Regions from separate parts of the Homo sapiens genome. Here region 1 is linked to region 2. A link is a loop called in an ENCODE intact Hi-C map of the cell type or tissue named here. Cell type or tissue: gastrocnemius medialis. All regions are shown on one strand.

The links. A loop is a pair of places that touch in the nucleus more often than their neighbours do. Peaks named below come from ENCODE experiments on the same cell type or tissue, not always from the same donor. Only the 100,000 strongest peaks of a DNase experiment are listed, where the experiment ranks them.
Region 1: it touches region 2 in a loop (4-fold over the local background); 9 of 110 quality-filtered maps call a loop at or near these places.

What each region holds. Positions count from the first base shown.
Region 1 is chr16:1,760,433-1,765,432 of GRCh38, forward strand. It overlaps MAPK8IP3 (mitogen-activated protein kinase 8 interacting protein 3), which reads left to right. Exons shown (of 32, transcript NM_001318852.2): 12 at 1-100; 13 at 792-873; 14 at 1,919-2,049; 15 at 2,243-2,299; 16 at 2,404-2,574; 17 at 3,225-3,351; 18 at 3,683-3,778; 19 at 3,869-4,027; 20 at 4,581-4,746. Among named protein-coding and RNA genes, the nearest start is that of NME3, 8.6 kb to the right of the region's middle. RefSeq lists a silencer at 61-231 and an enhancer at 3,695-4,409. In gastrocnemius medialis, no CTCF peak of the experiment used is centred here; no DNase peak of the experiment used is centred here.
Region 2 is chr16:1,425,929-1,430,928 of GRCh38, forward strand. It overlaps LOC105371044 (a long non-coding RNA gene), which reads right to left and starts at 2,831. Exons shown (of 2, transcript XR_932996.3): 1 at 2,484-2,831; 2 at 1-2,353. RefSeq lists silencers at 2,754-2,913, 2,944-2,993 and an enhancer at 3,946-5,000. In gastrocnemius medialis, a CTCF peak has its summit at 2,786; no DNase peak of the experiment used is centred here.

The DNA of each region.
Region 1 (5,000 bases), 330 kb after region 2:
CCGGGGAGCAGGAGGTGCTGAGGGGCGAGTTGGAGGCTGCTAAGCAGGCCAAAGTCAAGCTGGAAAACCGTATCAAGGAGCTGGAAGAGGAACTGAAAAGGTGAGGGCAGGGCATGGAAAGCTGGTCAGAGAGGGACCCCGGCCTCAGGGCTCTGGAGTGGCTGCCTCCTCCAGTGCCTGCTCTCCAGCCTGAGCGGCTCTGTGCATAGCCTACCTACCTCCAGCTCCAGCTCACAGCCACTCCACCCCAACCAGCAGAGTGGGGCCGTGGTCTCCTCCTGAGCCTCCTACAGCACACGCTGGGCCTGTCTCACGCGTTCCTTCTCTGCACAGCTCCCACCATCCCACTCCTCCAGCCCTTTGATCAGCCAAGGTTTGGCCACGGCCCCCGGAGAGCTGTATGTTGGGGCTCCAGCCCTTCTCTGATGGACAGAGGAGGTGTGGGCGCTCCGAGACCATGCCTCTGCCTAAGAAGGGACCCAGATCTGCTCTGGGTTTGCCAAAGCCAGGGCCCCTCTGCTTTGCTCCCCCTCCGCATTCCCGGGCAGCCAGGATGGACGGCTGGGCTTCAGAGCACTCATGCAGCAGTGGCTCAGGGCCACCTGTCCCCAGGGAACTGGAAGAAGCGTTCAGGGCCCTGAACCAAACGGCTGCTGAAGGGGTCCCTGTGGGGAGAGCCCCCAGCCCTGCACAGAGGCAAGGACACAGGTTCGGGGCGGGCACTGCCCGCTATGTGTTCCCGAGGCCCCTGGGAGGCCCTCACCCTCCCTGCCTCCTTCCCCTTCCCACAGAGTGAAGTCCGAGGCCATCATCGCCCGCCGTGAACCCAAAGAAGAGGCGGAGGATGTAAGCAGCTATCTCTGTACAGAATCGGTACATCCACTCTTCACTCTTCACATGCGGGGCGTCCACCATTCACTTTTCACAGGCGGGGCGGCCACCGTTCACCATTCACACACAGGGTGACCACCATTCACCATTCACAGGCAGAGCGGCCACCATTCACCATTCACAGGCAGAGCGGCCACCATTCACCATTCACAGGCGGGGCGGCCACCATTCACCATTCACAGGCGGGGCGGCCACCATTCACCATTCACAGGCAGGGCGGCCGCCATTCACCATTCACACACAGGGCGACCACCATTCACCATTCACAGGCAGAGCGGCCACCATTCACCATTCACAGGCGGGGCGGCCACCATTCACCATTCACAGGCGGGGCGGCCACCATTCACCATTCACAGGCGGGGCGGCCACCATTCACCATTCCCAGGCGGGGCGGCCACTGTTCCCACACATTCACACGCCGGGTGACCACTGTTCATACGCATTCACACGTGGGGCAGCCATCATTCCCACACATTCACACGCTGGGCGGCCACCATTCACCATTCACCATTCACACACAGTATATCCTACTATTCACACTCGGGGCATGGGGATGCGGGGTGCCTCCCGGGGACTCACCGGCGCTTCTGTCTCTGTACAGAATCAGTATATCCCACAATTCACATGCAGGGCTGGGGTGGGCACGGGCAGGGGGCCCAGGCGGGCTCCTGGGGACTCGCCGGCTGTTCTGGGCTGACAGCTCTCCCACCCCTCCTGGGTGACACCTGACCCCAGCGGCATCATCTGCCACCCCACTCCTGAGACCACATGGAGTCAGAATCAGGCCCTTGGGCAGGACCACAGCCCTGGCAGGATGCCGGGTCCCCTGTCAGCACCCAAGTCCTGGTGCATGCCTTTTGTATGGTTCCCCTCCCCGCTTGCCGACACCCCTCCACACCGCTTCTTGCCTGAGGATCTGAAGGAAATTGGCACTGAGATCCACCTATACGTGTAGGCACCCCAGGAGGAAGCAGGTGTCACCCGGCCTCCGAGGGCTGGCTGAGCCTCTGTGCCCCTCCCTCCGCAGGACAAAATCCCCATGGCCCAGCGCCGCCGCTTCACGCGGGTGGAGATGGCCCGTGTGCTCATGGAGCGGAACCAGTACAAGGAGCGGCTGATGGAGCTGCAGGAGGCTGTGCGGTGGACTGAGATGATCAGGTGGGAGTTGCGGCCACCCCAGGAGGGGCTGCGGGATCATCCCTGACGGCAGGACTGCGGCTCCCTCCTCTGCACCTCCCTGTCTTCTGGGGGGACTGAAGTGCGCTGGGTGCTTCCTGGCGGGAGCCAGAGAGTCGCAGGTAAGGGAGGCGTGAGGGCACTAGCAGGTTGCTCCCTGTGCCCTCCCCTGCAGAGCGTCCCGAGAGCACCCATCCGTCCAGGAGAAGAAGAAGTCGACCATCTGGCAGTTGTAAGCTGGGGGCCCCTGGGGGATGTGGGCAGCAGCTGCAGGGGAAGGGGCAGGGAGGTTCCCTGGTCCTCTGCCCACCCCTCACCTCCCTGTGCCTCTGGCAGCTTCAGCCGCCTCTTCAGCTCTTCCTCCAGCCCCCCTCCGGCCAAGCGCCCCTATCCCTCGGTGAACATCCACTACAAGTCACCCACCACTGCCGGCTTCAGCCAGCGCCGCAACCATGCCATGTGCCCGATCTCGGCAGGCAGCCGGCCCCTGGAATTCTTCCCTGACGAGTGAGTGTCCCGCAGCCCCCACTTGTGGCCTGCAATGGGGTTGGGGAGGCCCTGTCCTGAGGCTCCTCCCCTCCAGGCCCTGAAGCGGGACTTTGAGGGCAGCCTCCACCTTGCTGGCCACATGCCAGGGGCCGTGACCTCTCCCTGCACACTGCCTGCCCCTCCCTGCAGCGGGGAGCTGGGCTGCTTTGGCTCCACGGTATTTGGTTCAGGATGTCCCTTGGCAGAGGCTGTGCCCACCAACAGTCAGGGGGCTGTGCTGGGCTCCACGGTGGCCTCTGCAGCAAGGAGCCGTTTCAGGCGTCTGTCCAGCAGGGAGTCGCTGGTCATGCCTGTGCCCCGGCGGCACTCCAGGTCCCGGTCTGTGGAACCCTCAGTGACTGTGGCAGCAGAGCAGCCTCTGGGTCGAGCAGGGGCCAGCTGTGGCCTCCAAGCCCAGGGGCATAGCCGGTGCCAGGAAAGCCACCCTTCCCAGCTGGGCACCCAGTGCCGGGAAAGCCACCCTTCCCAGCTGGGCACCCGGTGGCCGGGAAAAGGCGAGGATGGGCCCAGGCGGGCCTCCCTGCCGTGACCTCCCCCAGGACAAGCCTGGGGCACTGTGGGGGCCGCTCACCCTGGACAGAGACATCACCCATCATTCTTCCACTCAGCGACTGCACGTCCTCCGCCCGTCGAGAGCAGAAGCGCGAGCAGTACCGCCAGGTGCGTGAGCACGTGCGTAACGACGACGGCCGTCTGCAGGCCTGCGGCTGGAGCCTGCCCGCCAAGTACAAGCAGGTGCGGGCGGGCGCTGCGGGGACCGGGCGGGGCCCCGCAGAGGCGGGGCGGGGGTAAGGGGCGGGGCGCTGTGGGGCGGGGAGAGGGCGGGGCAGTGCTAGGGGGTGGGAGAGGACGGCGGGTGGGGCGGGGCCTGGCAGGTTCCTAGTGAGCCTCCTGGGCAGGGGTCTGGAGGGTCGGAGAAGGAGCCCCGCGGCTCCCACGCCCCCACCTGCCTCCAGTCTTGAAGTGGCTGTGCCGCCAGAAGCTGGCAGCCCTACCTGTCTCAGATTTCTGGAGGGATGGGTAGGAGCCAGGGTTCGTGCCCACGGCGCCTCCCTGCTCCCTGCAGCTGAGTCCCAACGGGGGCCAGGAGGACACGCGGATGAAGAACGTGCCGGTGCCGGTGTACTGCCGCCCTCTGGTGGAGAAGGACCCCACCATGAAGGTGAGCCCGCGAGGACCCCGCTCAGGCTGGCTGGGCGAGCGGGAGGCTGGGGAGTGCCGGTGACACCCGACCTCGGCCCTGCCCTTGCAGCTGTGGTGTGCCGCGGGCGTCAACCTGAGCGGGTGGAGGCCCAATGAGGACGACGCTGGGAATGGAGTCAAGCCAGCGCCAGGCCGCGATCCCCTGACCTGCGACCGCGAAGGAGACGGCGAGCCCAAGAGCGCCCACACGTCTCCCGAGAAGAAGAAGGTGAGCATGGCCGAGGCCACCGGGCACCCTCCCTGGCTTAGTCTCAGGACAGCTCAGCTGCAGAGCATGCTGGGAGTGAGACACAGGACAGCTGGGGACAGCACCCGGAAGCAGGGCAGCGCAGGGGCTCCTAGACTGCGGGAAGCAGTGTCTTCCCTCACCAGGACTGAGCCGCCTTCTGGGTTTTCAGTTTTCACCCCCCAGGTGGCCTGGAGTGGGCCTGCACTGGGCTGCAGGGGTCAGGCAGGCAGCAGGCACAGAGGAGCCCAGGAGCGGCAGAGCTTGCCTCCCAGTGGTGGGAGGCTTAGTTTTATGCCCAGCTTGGGCCTCTTGGAGCTCAGGGGCCTCTTCTGTGGAGGCGAAACCGTGTCTGTGAGTGCTTTAGAGTGCAGTCCTGAGTCCGCATTGTTCTGGTCCTGGGGGAGGACAGCCATGTCCCCTCAAGCTGTAGTCAAGGCTGGATCCTGACAGATTCTGGGAGCCCCATGGCCCTGTGCTGCCACCGGGTAGCCTCAAGCTCGGGCTCTGACCTTGATCCCGTGCCCTGAAACAGGCCAAGGAGCTCCCTGAAATGGACGCCACCTCCAGCCGGGTGTGGATCCTGACCAGCACCCTGACCACCAGCAAGGTGGTGATCATCGACGCCAACCAGCCGGGCACGGTGGTGGACCAGTTCACCGTCTGCAACGCGCACGTGCTGTGCATCTCCAGCATCCCCGGTGAGCAGCTGGAGTGGGCGTTTCCACTCGGGCGCCACTCCCTTTTACTAGCAAGCTAAGTAAAAGCCCTGCCACACAGCAGCTGCCTTCTCGGGGTGTCCTGTGGACACGGGAATGTGGCAGTGGACGGTGGGAGGGGCAGCACCCAGTCAAGTGAGGCCCTGGGCCCTGTTTCTGGGAGGAAGCTCGCGGCAGCCTCGGCCTCTTCTCCCTACCTACTCAGGACCCCACGCTTACCTGGTTAGAGGGTGACG
Region 2 (5,000 bases):
ACCAGTTCTGTTCCCCCAGGAACTCTTGGCATCAAGGCCAGGAAGGGGGGCTGGAGGTGTCCTGAGCTCAGCAACACCTGGGCGGCCTGGCCCCAGACTGTGTTTGGGGCTGCTGTGTCAACAGAGGCACCTGTTTGCCCAGGTCCTCCTCAACGGGCCCTGCCCCACCTGTTCTACCCCAGAACCCCACCTGGAATCACTGCCAAACCAGTCCCCCTGTAGGGACCTGGGAGCACCCACTGTTGTGGGAGGAGGGGGCTCAAAGTGTGGTTGGGGAGGACTGGTCAGCCTCATCCTGGTGTGCAGCCCAGGGGGGCTTCCTGAAGGAGGTGGAAATCGAAGGGCCCTCTGGTTAGCCATGGAGCCTTTGGGTTGGGCTGGTGCACCTTCCTGGTTGTTGTGGTTTTGGGCAGTTGCGCACAAGCTGCCCCAGGACAGCAGAGTCAGGGGCAGAGCTGGAAGGTACAGGCAGGGGCTGAGGCTTCACTCGGGGGGCGGGCCAGCCTCTGAGGGGCCAGGCCACCAAGTTAATCTCAGTCTCAAACAGAAATGAGACACCTGGGAAGAGTGTGAAATGGGCATCCCCCGTCCCACTCAGCCCACTGTGAGGACTGGAAGACGCCACCCCGGGTTCAGCAGTGCCCCAAATTCACGTCCCCTCAGAACACAAGAACTTGACCTTGTCTGGAAACAGGGTCTTTGCCAATGTCATTAGTTAAGACGAGGCCCTTCTGGACCAGGGTGGGCCCTAAATCTAACGACACTTCTACTAACGACTAAATCTACTATCTCTTCTAACGACTAAATCTAATGTAACACTTTGGAGGAGCTGGGACTCCAGGCGTGAGCGCACCGCCGGCTCCCGTGGTGCCCATCTGCCCCCAGTGGCCATTGACTGGTGGGCGTTGACTCCCTCCCGCCCCCCGAATGCTGTGTGTCTGCTTGACCCCGGGTGGGAAAAGCCACAGCCGGATGTGCCGGGGCGCCTGTGTCCCCGGGGCCCTGCTCTCCTTGGTGAGTCCATGTGGAGCTGGCACTGGCCCTGCCCAGAAAGCTGCTGTCATCCTCCCCCTCCCCCAGGGACGTAAACCAACACCTCGGCCTTCATTATCTCAAAGCACACAGAGAAATTTCGTGGGAGGCCTAATGTCCCGCTAATGGGCGGCGGAGGCTGCAGCCCTCGTGTGCCTAATGGCGGGTGACTAGCCGCAGAGCCTCTTGAGAGCTGGCATATTGGAGCTATTGATTTTCTCCAGGAAGATCAATCTGGGGTCCGTGGGCACAGCAGGCATGCTGCACTCGGAAGGGCAGCGCCTTCCTCCCAGGCCTGAGGCCCCACAGCAAGGGTGGGAGCCGGCGGGGCTGTGGGCCGGGAGCTCGGTTGGGCCCGATGCTGCCCCCCGACGAGAGGCGCGCTGGCCGCAGATGCTGGAAGACGCCCGGGCCCAGCCCCACTGCCGGGGCCTCCTGTGCTCCTCGGCCTGGCCCCGGCCGCCCCCCCCACCCCAGGCAGGACACAGGCAGGCAGTGGTGTGGGACGTGCATTTCTCCACCATCCCAGATGCCCCAGAGGCTGCTGCCCCACCCAGCCTCACCAGAAACCGCAGTCACCTCCTCCTGAAGGCCTCCTGAGTCTCAGAACTCAGGGGTAGGGGGCTAATTAGCGAGGAGCTAATTCATCCACCCGTCCCCCAGGGGGTCCCCATATCCCACCCTCGCCCCTCCGGCCACCCCTGGGTTCCCCTTCGCTGCCTGCTTGGACCGGTGCAGTGGCACTGTCACCCCTGAGCCTCAGGCCAGCTCCCCGGGTGTCCATGACAGTCCCACACTGCTCTGCCCCAGCACCTCCTCCCAAATGCCTGTCTGCTCCGGTTTGCGCCCACTCTAGAATTTTCCATTCCAGACTAGGGTTTTCTCTGTGGTCTCCTGTCAGGCAGAGACGAGCATCCAGACAGCTCCGGGACAGGTGGGGTCACGGGCGGGGTCACAGGCAGGCCCCCAGCACCCGAGTCAGAGGACAGCGGGAAAACCCAGGGCCCTGGGGCGGGAGAAGCGTGCGGCCTTGCTGGGGAAGCAGGTCACCCCTCTGAGGCTTTCTCTCCAGGGGCGGGGGAAGCGCCGAGGTTCAGGCAGCCACGGCTCACCCCCCTCCAGCATCCAGAGGCTCCCGCGTCCCGGCTCCTGGCCGCTGCCTCCAGCTCCAAAGCCAGCAGCGTGGCCTCTTCCATCCTCTCAGCCTCCTGCCTCCCTCCAACAAGGATCCACCAGGTGACCGCCTGTCTCCAGGTCCTTCGCTTAGCCACGCCCGCCGTCCCTCAGCTGTGTCGGTGCTGGGGGTTCGGGCGCGGACGTCCTGGGGCCATCACAGGGCCGGTGTTTCCAGGCTGTCCGCTCCGCGGGAACCCCTTCCGCTTCCCGAGGGCAATGCCCGCCGAGCCCCCGCACACGCCTCCTTCACGAGGGGCTGGGTCTCATTTCCTCACCCTTGGCGTCCAGGACAGTGACCAGCACCGACGAGGCCGAGCTGAGGTCCACCTGCGCCCGAAGCCTGGGCTGGCCATTTCCTGCCGCCCGCGCCTTTCAGGACAGAACACAGGGGCCCAGAGGCCCTTCTGGGTCCTCCACTGGAGTTCCCTCGGGGCCCCGGCTGACCCCATCCCTGCTGAGACCCGCAAGATGGAGGCCTGCAGTGCCCAGACCCCAGGCCGGGTTGGCTCCCGCCCTTCCCTCCGCAGGCCCCGGCCATTCCACAGCATGCGGCAGAGGGCGCCGCAGCCACTGCCAGGAGCGGCAGAACCCCCACCCTCTGCAGGTCCGGCCCCGGGGTTCTGAGCCACGAGGGCGGGCGCACCCAGGGCCCCCGGCCGGAAGCTCCCCGGGTCGGGAGGGCCAGGGGCTGTATCTGGTCAGAGATGGGGGCCTAGGGCCCTGAACCCCAGGCAGCCGCAGGTCCTCAGCCACAGCTGGATCAGAGGGGAGCTGGTGAGGCTGGCAAAGCCCCCCACAGCCAGGGCCTGGCCAAGCATCCTCAGACCCTGGAGTCTCAGGGCGGCCCCCATGAAGCCAGGGACAGAGGCCCCTACATGGTTTGGACACTCAGGGCTGAATACGGCCAGATGCACCTCACCTGGGGCATGGGCTCCCTGGGCTGTGGGCTCCCTGGGCTATGGGGTCACCTGGCTGTGGGTCACTGGGCTATGGGGTCACCTGGCTGTGGGGTCGCTGGGCTGTGGGCTCACTGGGCTATGGGGTCACCTGGGCTGTGAGCTCACCGGGGCGTCGGCTCGGCTTCTGCCTGTGAAGGAGCAGTAAGGAGAAGCCGTAACTGGTGGCTGTGCCGATGCTGTCCCTGTCCCCACTCCCAGCAGCCTTTCCTGGGACCTGCAGGTGACCCCACCCCTCACCATGAGACCCATGTGGAGGCCGCCGGCCTGCCCTCTGCAGAATCTTACTCTTAAGTTTGAACTTTTCGTTTCCTGTCCCTTCCCTGGAAGCTGGGGGTCCTGACTGCAGCCCCGGACACTGGGTGATTGCATTGACTGCCTGAGGCCCCCTGGGATCTCCTGCCCTCCGGGTGCCCAAGAAATCAAGGCGGGGCCAGAGGTCCCCAGGTGCAGACAAGGGCTGGGCCTGTGTCCAAATCTCTGTGTGTTGGATGTCACTGGGTGAGAGGAGCTGGTCTCCCATCTGACTGGGGGACGCCTGGAGCGTAGGGGTGAGGACCGGGGTGGGGGGTAGCATCCAGAACCCTCCTGGCCCCTGGAAGGTGAAGGCCCAGGAGCTGGGGGCTCGGGACAGGGGGTGCTGGGGCCAGGCCAGGCTGGGGGCTGCTGTCCCGTCCTCAGAGCCAGAGTCCCTGGGAAGGACACTGTGGAGTCCTCCCAACCTGGGCCACTTGGGGCTGCTCTGGGGAGTACAGTGCCAAGCGGGGGCACACCTGGCGAATGCCAAGGTCAGGGACAGTCACATGCGGGTGGCGCCTGTGCGACCTGAGCCATGTCCCCACAATGCGTGTCTACCTTGAGTCTCCGAATGGGACCTCATTTGGAAACGGGCACCCTGCAAGTGTAACTGGTGAAGCTGAGGGCACACTGGGTGGGCGTTGGCCCTAAATTCAGGGACGGGGTCCCCCTAGGAGGGCAGAGGACACACACAGGGAAGACCCCGTGAGGACAGAGGCAGAGACTGGGGAGACGCAACCACGAGGCAAGGAGCCACTCCTGGAGGCCCTGGACCAGGACCTCTGGCCTCCTGACCTGTGTTCCAGGCTGCCTGAGTTGTGGTCATTGTCACAGCAGTCCAAGGAAGCTAACATGGCCCCCACAGTGGACCAGCTGGGGCCACCCAGGAAGAGCCAGGGAGTCGGTGGGAGCGGCAGAAGCCCTTGGGGACGCTTCTGGGGGAGGCTTTCCTGGGAGCAGTAGGTGAAGGGAGGGTTCCCAGCCCCCCATTTCCCACCCCAGGGGTGGCTGCAGCTGAGGAAGGAAGGCCCCTGGGAAGAAGCCTGGGGAAGAAGGGGGTTCCGCCATTAAGGATCAATTGCAAACACCTCTGAGCTCTGGGCAGGTGGGCGGCAGCAGCCCAGCAGGCGTCCTGGTAACCACTGGGCCAGTGGAGATGGTCATGGCTGTCCGGGAGGTCCCGATGGCCGAGGGAGCTGGGCAGGTGCTCCAGGAGCCCCACCTGCAGCCCACACACCGGGCCCTGGCTGGGGGTCCCTGGGACCTCGCTTCCTTCCCCTCCCCCTTCCCCAGGGTCCTCCTGCGGCCGGGAGTGCTGTTCACCCCGCTGGCTGCAGAGGCAGGATGTCCTCTAGAGAGGCCTACTCCAGAACTCAAAATAGCATGAAATTTAATTTTCCGCTTATTTGACAAGGCTGGGTCCGGGCCCCAGTCCACAGCAGAGATAAGGGTCCCGGGGCCCGGGGGCGAGCCAGCTGCGCCTGCACAAACACTCCACGGTCCCCAGGCAGGCCGCGTGCAGGTGAGGCGGGGGGCGTG